Linked DNA regions of Homo sapiens: region 1 is linked to region 2. A link is an interaction called in ENCODE POLR2A ChIA-PET data of the cell type or tissue named here. Cell type or tissue: MCF 10A. All regions are shown on one strand. Links, peaks and the distances in the headings refer to the core of each region. The heading gives the core; the rest is flanking DNA.

Region 1 (4,394 bases), core at 101-4,100, 370 kb before region 2:
CCTCAGGAGTTTTCAATCTGTTTTCCTAATAAAGTTTACTCAGAAACATTGGACCGGCAGTGACTGTTGAGAGACCCCAGGGCTATTTGTGTAAATTGAAAAGACTCCTGAGCTCACTCCTGTTTTTATTATGGGAATCACACTAAATGTGATAATTTTTGTGAAGCGTGTTTGCTGTCAACTTCTAATTGTGCTTGTTCATAAGCAGCTGAATAGGAAAAAACCATCTCAATCTATCTGTGATTACAGTCACCAAATATAGAATCTTCCCATCAGACCTGAAATAGAAAACCTCACCTTTAATAACTTTGTGTCGCACAAACGCTGGGCTCAGACTCTCAGAGGGAACGTGGCATCACATCGAATGTTCTCTCCTCCACAGTTAACTCTTATACTTCAAAGTTGTGTGTGATTTAAGGTTTGATTTGGGGCTGCATTCTCTGCAGCCCCAAATGTGAAGTGATTTCCCCATACTAGATACTAAGAGGCGTACTACAAGGCTTACTGACCTCTGCTTAGTGGCTATTATTATGAACTCAGAATTAAGCTGATTGCTAGTAAAACACATGTACTTGGTTATATTTTGTTTATAATATTTCTCACAGTAAAAGTATCCTCTCAGCACACTTCTAAGCTCCTTAAGGACATTCTCTTAGTTTAGAACTAGAAAAAAATACTGAAAAACACAGAAGCTGTTTAGTCCAAGCTTGATCTAAAAGAAGCACAGATAGGCTGGGCGTGGGGGCTCATGCCTGTAATCCCAACACTTTGGGAGGCCGAGGTGGGAGGATCACTTGAGGTCAGGAGTTCGAGACCAGCCTGTCCAACATGGTGAAACTCCGTCTCTACTAAAAATATAAAAAGTAGCTGGACATGGTGGTGGGTACCTGTAATCCCAGCTACTTGGGAGGCTGAGGCACGAGAATCCCTTAAACCCAGAAGGCGGAGGTTGCAGTGAGCCAAGATTGCGCCACAGCACTCCAGCCTGGGCATCGGAGTGAGACCCTGTCTCAAAATAAATAAATAAATAAATAAATAAATAAATAAATAAATAACAATAAAAGAAGCATAGATAAATTAAGTCTATTCATTGTAGTCTAAGGCACAGTGCTAAGCACATAGTAGATGCTTAAAAAACCCTTGCTGGCGTGACTTGAGTGGATTTATAGCCTGTGATTACCTTTTAGCATCATTGGCAGTTTGCCATAAAAAACACAATATCTGTTGACATCTCTTATCATGACATAAAAACAGATGGCTGCCCTGCACAAAATGCATAAGGCCCGAATGGCCCATCAACCAGTCTAGACCAGGCTATCTCAACATTCCACCTGGGCCTGGATTTAACCAGGAGTTGTGCAGAGGATGGAGAATACAGGGAGGCTTCTAAATCTAAACCCTGAGATCTTGAAAATTCCTTGAAAAGGATCCTCTACAAGGAGTTCTTCCAGTCCCTTGCACCCAACACTCCTATTTATCCATGCTTTTGCTTTGCTATTCCCCCTCTCAGAAATGCCCTATTCCTCTTTTCCTCTCACCCTCACCTGGCCTTCCTGCCTCATCTGCTCTGCACATCCAGACCTTGGGTCACAGCCCTCCTGGAAGTGTGGTCACAGCCCTCCTGGAAGTGTAGTCACAGCCACAGCGTCTGTGCCAGCAACCATCCCAGCTCCTGGCTGCTGGGCCCAGGTGAGGCACTTTTGACTCATCATCTCCTATGATTATTCATAAAACCCCACAAATACATATGATTTTGCTCCTTTACAGATGGGAAAACCTAAGGCAGAGATTAGATAAGTAAACCGCCCAAGGTCACATGGTTAGTAGGTAGCCAAACAAGTGTCAACCCCACTCGGTCTGATACCAAAGCCTGTGATCATCTCTCTCTCACGATGCAGCTTCGCTTGGGTCGACCACCTTAAAAGACTCTTGTGTCATGGGGTCTTAGTTTACCTGAGTTTGGGAATTAAGGTTCATATGCAACTTCATAGGGTATTTGCCCTGTGCTGATGACCCTATATTTGGTCCTTCTGGGAATGGCTGTGATGCCATTGCCTTAGGGGAGGAAGGCCCAAACCTAAATTCAAAGCCCACAGAAATGAGTCTGTTGGCTGGGAGCATGAAGCAATGTGTTAAGAACATGAGTCACTGAGATTTCACCACCTTTGTGCTCTGCGGATTCCCTTGTCTTGACAAGCTATCATTTTGAGTGTTTAGGGCCACTGTGTAGCAGGAGTTCTATTTTGCAGCCTAAGCTGGACTCTGAAGAATTCAGACTTGCCCAGGCATTAGGGAAAAAATGTGCCAAGAATCGATTTGCACAAGGGAACAGGAGCCTGTTGGGAAAAGCCTCACCCTAAGGCAGAGAGAGTCCAGGCACATGAGCTCAGGTTGCAGGGAAGAAGAAAACCTCAGTAGAGCCCTGTCTGACAAGTGTCTTTTGCTTTCTCCCCACTCTCAGCCACTAGGCACTCCTGCCGAGTTCAAAGGAGAGGGCGCTTCAGTCAGACAGCAAATGAAAGCAAGGTGAGCTCGTTCACTAAAATGTCCTTGAACGGTTGAGGGCCCACGATGGTGCCCTGCTGTTCCGCTCCCCTCACCCTGGGTGGCATTGCTACTTCACTGTCATGGAACAGGACAGCCCACTTGGTGAGCACAGAACCATGAGTCTCTGATCCAGTGCCAAGCAGAATGTGCCAGCGGAATATGCCTGTATCTGCAAATGTGTCCTAACTGAAAAGCAAATCAAACCTCCACCACCCATTCTCATACATCTTTGTGTTAAATATGTTATAGTTTTCTCAAGTCAGATTTTTGCAAAATTCTTGCTGCTTTTCATATGTGGATCTTGTCGATCATTTGTCCCTTTTAGAGAGCAGTCAGCCTCACATGAGGAGTACTTGTCATTCAGCAAGGAATTAGGAGATGCCTGGTGTTTGAAGGGTCACTTGGCCTGTGGCTCCTTGAGGCCAACGCCTAGCCCAGTGCTCCTCCAAACCCTGTCCTTCAAGTGGCTGCGACAGTTGCCCATTTCCAAGAGGCCTTTCCCCTTATGAAAGGATCCAGCATCCTCACTCAGATTAAATACGATTTCTATTGGTTGTGTTTCCTAAATAAATTGCTGGTAAATTACATCATCAAATGCAATTGGCTTTAATGTCATCTTAAAACTTTAAAGATTTTGTAATGTCATTGGCTTTTCATCTTTTCTGAGCCTTTCTAGTTACATAATGATATGCAATTGCTAGAGGTTTATGCCTTGAAAAAAATACAAAAATGCCACACTGGTTCATGCCTTTTGGCCTTTGCTCAGGTCTTGCCCTCTGCCTGGAATGCTATTAAGAGCTGGCATTTGCTGAGTACACACTACGTGCCAAGCATTATAACAAATGTGTCCCAACATCCTTATGAAATAGACATGGTTATTGGTCTGATTTTGTAGTTTGGGGAAATTGAGGCACAAAGTAATAAATGACTGGCCCAAGTTCATATAAGTGGTAAGCAGTTAGAATTAAAACTCAAAGTCCATCTGCCTGGCACCAAAACAGAGCTCTTGACCATTCTGACAAACTGCTGCCTGACAGAATGTTTTTCAAGCCCACCTCCTTATGTAAACATTGAATGTCTATTCAGCCTTCAGGATGCCGATCCAGTATCTGCTCCTTTATGAAGCCCTTCTTGACTCCCATAACAGAGCTAACCCCTCCCTCTGGGCCACTTTGGCACCGTGTACACACTGTCTTGTTTTGCTTTGTCATCAGAATTATTTGTTATCATGTCACATGGGTCTATCAATTCCTTGAGGATAGGAAGCATGTCCCATGCCTCTTTGTATCCTTCAGATGTCTGGCACATAATAAGATGTTCAGTACATGCTGATTGACCACCTATCTGAAAACAAACTTAGGCCAGGCATGGTGGCTTCACCTGTAATCCCAGCACTTTGAGGGACCAAAGCCAGAGGATCACTTGAGCCCAGGAATTTGAGACCAGCCTGGGCAACATGGCAAGACCCCATCTCTACAGAAAATAAAAAAATTAGTTGGGTGTGGTGGCATGTGCCTGTAGTCCCAGCTACTTGGGAGGCTGAGGTGGGAGGATTGCTTGAGCCCAGGAGGTTGAGGCTGCAACAAGCTGTGACTGCACCACTGAACTCCAACTTGGGTGACACAGTGAGTACCCATCAAAAGAAAGAAAGAAAGAGAGAGAGAGAAAGAAAGAAAGAAAGAAAGAAAGAAAGAAAGAAGGAAAGAAAAGACAAGAAAGAAAGAGGAAGGGAGGAAGGGAGGAAGAAGAGAGAGAGAAAAGATAGCTTCATGGCCTTTTGGCTAAGATCAAGTGAGAGAAAGAGAGGGAGAGAGAAAGAGAAAGACAGAAAGAAAGAAGGAAAGAAA
Region 2 (4,394 bases), core at 261-4,260:
GTGATAAGACAAAAGGAAAAGGGAAATTTTTAAATTTTTTAACAGAATATTACAAAATAAAATAAAAAGTATATTCAGAAGGATAATTCAGGGAGGATTCCCCCAAAATGAAGGAATCACTAAATCTGACCATTGAGAGGGCATACCATGTAACAAATAAAAATGATATTGAATGCTCAATATTAAGGCATATCCTGCTGAAGCCATTGAACTTGAAAATAAAGTACTTTCTTCAGTACAATGACAATTAATACACGTTGAGGGAATGGCACAATTAGACAATGACAATTTGCAAACCATCATAACGATAATTGACTCAGGCAAGAATCATTAGCAGAGGCTAAAACTTGTGGGTGAAAATTTCAGGATGAACAAGATATTGTCATAGTCTCAAAATACCTCCCCACAAAATACCAATTTCCTACAAAGGTGAAAATAGCAACCATGAAAGTGGAAAAGCCCAGCAGACACCACCGTAACCAAGTAACCAAAGTTACTGTCCGAAGCCATGGCGCAAGGAACACAGCACTGCTATGTGACTCATTCCACTTCTCTAGGCTTGCTATTTTGTCGTTAACCCATTCTCACCTGTGAAGCCATCTACTCTCTGCTTCACACTATCTTGGACTGTCAGCTTTTAGGAGGCAGGGATTGGTCTGCTTAATTTATCCTGAAGGAGCTGGGCAAGAGGCAGATGTTTCCGACCTCATACAGGTGCACCTCAGAAGGGCCTTTACACCCAATCCTTTATTTGACCCTCACAACCTGAAAGCTAAGTCAAACAGGTTTTTCTCTCATTTCTACAAATGCAAAAACAAAGGCTCAGAGAGGTGAAGCCACCTGCCCAAAGTCACACAACTAGCAAGTGGTCAAGCCCAGATATCCTGGCTCCAACAAGATGCTGCAGTAGACACTGTGGTTGATGCCTCAACATCCATCCCAGCCCTGTCCCTCTGTGTGGCCACAGTTATTTCAGGGACTGGCCCTGCCTCCAGATGGGCCTCACTTAGTCAATATGAATTATAGAATCCCATCCCTCTTCATCAGGGATTGGATCAAAAGCCCAGCCTGAGCTTGTCCCTACCTTGTGCCACCTACCTTGTCCCAGGAATTGGTTCTTGCCAATAAGACACAAAAAGTCTGCTGGCCAGGCGCAGTGGCTCACGCCTGTAATCCCAGCACTTTGGGAGACCAAGGCGGGCGGATCACAAGGTCAGGAGATCGAGACCATCCTGGCTAACATGATGAAACCCCATCTGTACTAAAAATACAAAAAAATGAGCCAGGCATGGTGGCGGGCGCCTGTAGTCCCAGCTACTCAGGAGGCTGTGGCAGGAGAATGGCATGAATCTGGGAGGCAGAGCTTGCAGTGAGCCGAGATCGCGCCACTGCACTCCAGCCTGGGCAACAGTGCGAGACTCTGTCTCAAACAAACAAACAAAAAAAAGACATAAGTAGTCTGCTGAGGGCTTTTAGGGAATTTTTCCTTACTATTAAAGGACAAGATTAGACCAGGCCAGATGGCTCACACCTGAAATCCTACAACTCTGGGAGGCCAATGTGGGCAGATTGTGTGAATTCAGGAGTTTGAGACCCGCCTAGGCAACAGCAAAACCCCATCTCTACAAAAAATATAGAAATTGGCTGAGCATGGTCGTGCATGCCTGTAGCCCCAGCTACTCAGTGGGCTGAGGTGGGAGGATTGTTTGAGTCTGGGGGAGGGAGGTTGCAGTGAGCCAAGAATGTGTCCCTGCACTCCAGCCTGGGTGACAGAGCAAGACCCTGTCTCACACACACACACACACACACACACACACACACACACACAAAGCCAGTTTTTGCAGTTCTTAATTCCCACCAAAATTAAATATGCGTATATTGAAAAAAAAAAAAAGCAAGATTAGGAAGTTTCTCCATCTTTCTAGAATGAATGAGGAAGAAGATAGCCCCGCTGGCTGCTGGCAGCAAATCTACAACGAAGTGGTTCTAAAATGAAGTGGATGCTCTGGCTGGCAGAAGAGAGAGGCAGAAAGAACTAGGTATCCTTGATGGCCTCATGAAGCTCAGTGTCACACAGTCTTGAAGCCCACCCTACCTGTGAGCGTCCACTCAGGTAAGGCCACAAAGTTCCTTAACCTTTCAGCTGGGTCAAGTTGGCTTATTTGTTAATTGCAGCTAAAAGCATCCCACTGGACGCAGCACCCTCTCCCTCCCAGCAGCTTGGCATTAGGGAGCCCAGCATCCTGAAAATCCCACTGAGCTCCCAGGAAATAGTAATATCTGCCTCACCAGCCCCACATTGCCCCATCTTCCCCAATGGCTGTTTGCCAACTTTATTGCATCAAATCTATTGAAGTTTTTGTTGTTGTTGTTTTAACTTCGCAGGGAAGGCTGTTCTATGGTGCTGTGAGTCATCCTGGGAAGCAGCAGCCCTAGTGCTAAGGCAGGATGCAGATCAGTCTGTTCCAGTACCCACCTCCCCTCTCTCCTCCCCCGCAAAGGGCAGTTTCCTCTGGAATCCATGCACATGCAATTTATTTCTAACTGCTCCAGCAGGTTCCAATCCTGTTGCTTGCTGCGTCTAGTTATTCACTTGGAATCAGAGCTGCTGGAAAGTCAAAATTAGCCTCATTCTACCAGCATGAAATAGAAACACAGAGGCAGTCCCTTGGCTTTAGGGAGGCAAGAATCTAGAATTTTTCTTATCTCTCTGTGAATACCAGAGCTGAGGGTTACATGGGTCTGTGATTACACAGTCATTTGGAAATTGTGCAAGTTGGAAGCAGCACTGTCATTGACTTCCTGTTAAGAGGAGGCAGCAGGAGAAGCCTTCCAGAGAGGGACACAGGGCAGCCATCTGGTTGGAAGTCATTGTGCTTACATAAGTTGTCTGTTCACTTAAGGAGGCAAGGGTTAAGCAGGCTGCAAGGCAAGGAGTGTGAATGACCCTAAGCCATGCTTGACACCATGCATTAATGATGTTTTTTATCTTCTGTAGTTTATAAAGCTTTGACATCCTGAGGCCTTGCTAATCCTGGAGAGACTCCCCTTCCAGGGCTAGCTAATTTCTAGAGATAGTAAACAATTTGCCTGCCAACATATCTTTCATATACAAACCAACCAATCCAAAACCTGTATCCCCAACCACTTCCTTTATTTAACTCTCACACACCAAGCCCATATTTTCCTTGCCCTAAATCACCCCAGGACCAAGTAACAGACTACTGGAGACCATTCCTATAGCCTAGAACCCGCAGACATTATTCAAACTCTCTAATTCTAAGCTTGCTCAAACTTGCCAATCCTGCCTCACCCATCCCTCCCCACGGAATCCCCAATAAGGTCTATGGGTCATGCCCTCTCTTCATTCTTTCTGCCTCATGACCAACTCTGGTGCCTTTGCATGTGACCCTGCATGGCACAGCATGCCCCCTTCTCTTGGGAACTGTAATAAACTCCTTTCAAGGCATATTTCTCTATGTCTGTCATCTTACCATACCTAATTAAAACAAAATCCTAGATCCTTTGTTTGTTTTTGCTTATTTTTTATTTGTTTGTTTTAGAGACAGGGTCTCACTCTATCACGCAGGCTAGAGTACAGTGGCATGATCATAGCTCATTGCAGCCTCGACCTCCTGGACTCAAGTGATCCTCCTGCCTCAGCCTTCTGAGTAGCCGGGACTACAAGCACGTGCCACCATATCTGGCTAATTTTTTTTTTCCTTTTAATTACATTTATTTTAATGCTGAATTTACTCCTGTGCCATAAGTTTTTGTTTCTTCAGTTTCTTCTGGGATATCTTTTTCTTCTGGGCAACCTCCTCTTCTGATTTAGGAACAATCTGTTCCTTTTCCGTAAGGATCATCTCAATGTGGCAGGGAGAGCTCATGTATGGGTTAATCCGACCATGAGCTCTGTGGGTCCGGCGGCGCATCTTAGGTGTTTTGTTCACTTGGATGTGCTCAATGACCAGAGAATCTACATCTAAACCCTTAAGTTCAGCATTACTCTCTGCGTTTTTAAGCATGTGCAGCAAAAATTCAGCACTCTTTTTGGGCCACCGACCTTGTGTCCAGCCCCACTGCTTGGCCTGCGTACACCTGCTAACTCCACCATTGTAACGTAGGAATGGTACACACTGTTTCTGTAAAGTGACATCTTTCAGATACTTCTTGGCTTTTCATATATGTATACCCTTGATGGCCTGAGCAGTTTCATGGTGTTCTTAAAGTGAACACAAAGATTGGAACCTCTTGATTTGCATCATTTCGTGGGGTTCTCCGGGTCAAGTGAATAGCGAACCATTTTCACAGATTACCTCAGGCTGCTTAGGGAAACAGCATTTTTTTTTTTTTTTTTTTTTTTTTTAGAGCTAGGGCCTCACTATTTTGCC

What was found. Peaks named below come from ENCODE experiments on the same cell type or tissue, not always from the same donor. Only the 100,000 strongest peaks of a DNase experiment are listed, where the experiment ranks them.
Region 1: POLR2A ChIA-PET joins it to region 2 with 5 read pairs; 1 of 35 experiments calls an interaction of 5 or more read pairs at or near these places.

The regions. Positions count from the first base shown.
Region 1 is chr10:118,499,635-118,504,028 of GRCh38, forward strand. LOC105378507 (a long non-coding RNA gene) reads left to right here. Exons shown (of 4, transcript XR_946354.2): 3 at 2,462-2,526. Among named protein-coding and RNA genes, the nearest start is that of PRLHR, 94 kb to the right of the region's middle. In MCF 10A, for the core only: no CTCF peak of the experiment used is centred there; DNase peaks (open chromatin) are centred at 1,647 and 2,207.
Region 2 is chr10:118,868,297-118,872,690 of GRCh38, forward strand. All of the region lies in intron 2 of LINC03036 (long intergenic non-protein coding RNA 3036), which reads right to left. It also overlaps the pseudogene RPL17P36. Among named protein-coding and RNA genes, the nearest start is that of CACUL1, 120 kb to the left of the region's middle. In MCF 10A, for the core only: no CTCF peak of the experiment used is centred there; DNase peaks (open chromatin) are centred at 525, 2,395 and 2,775.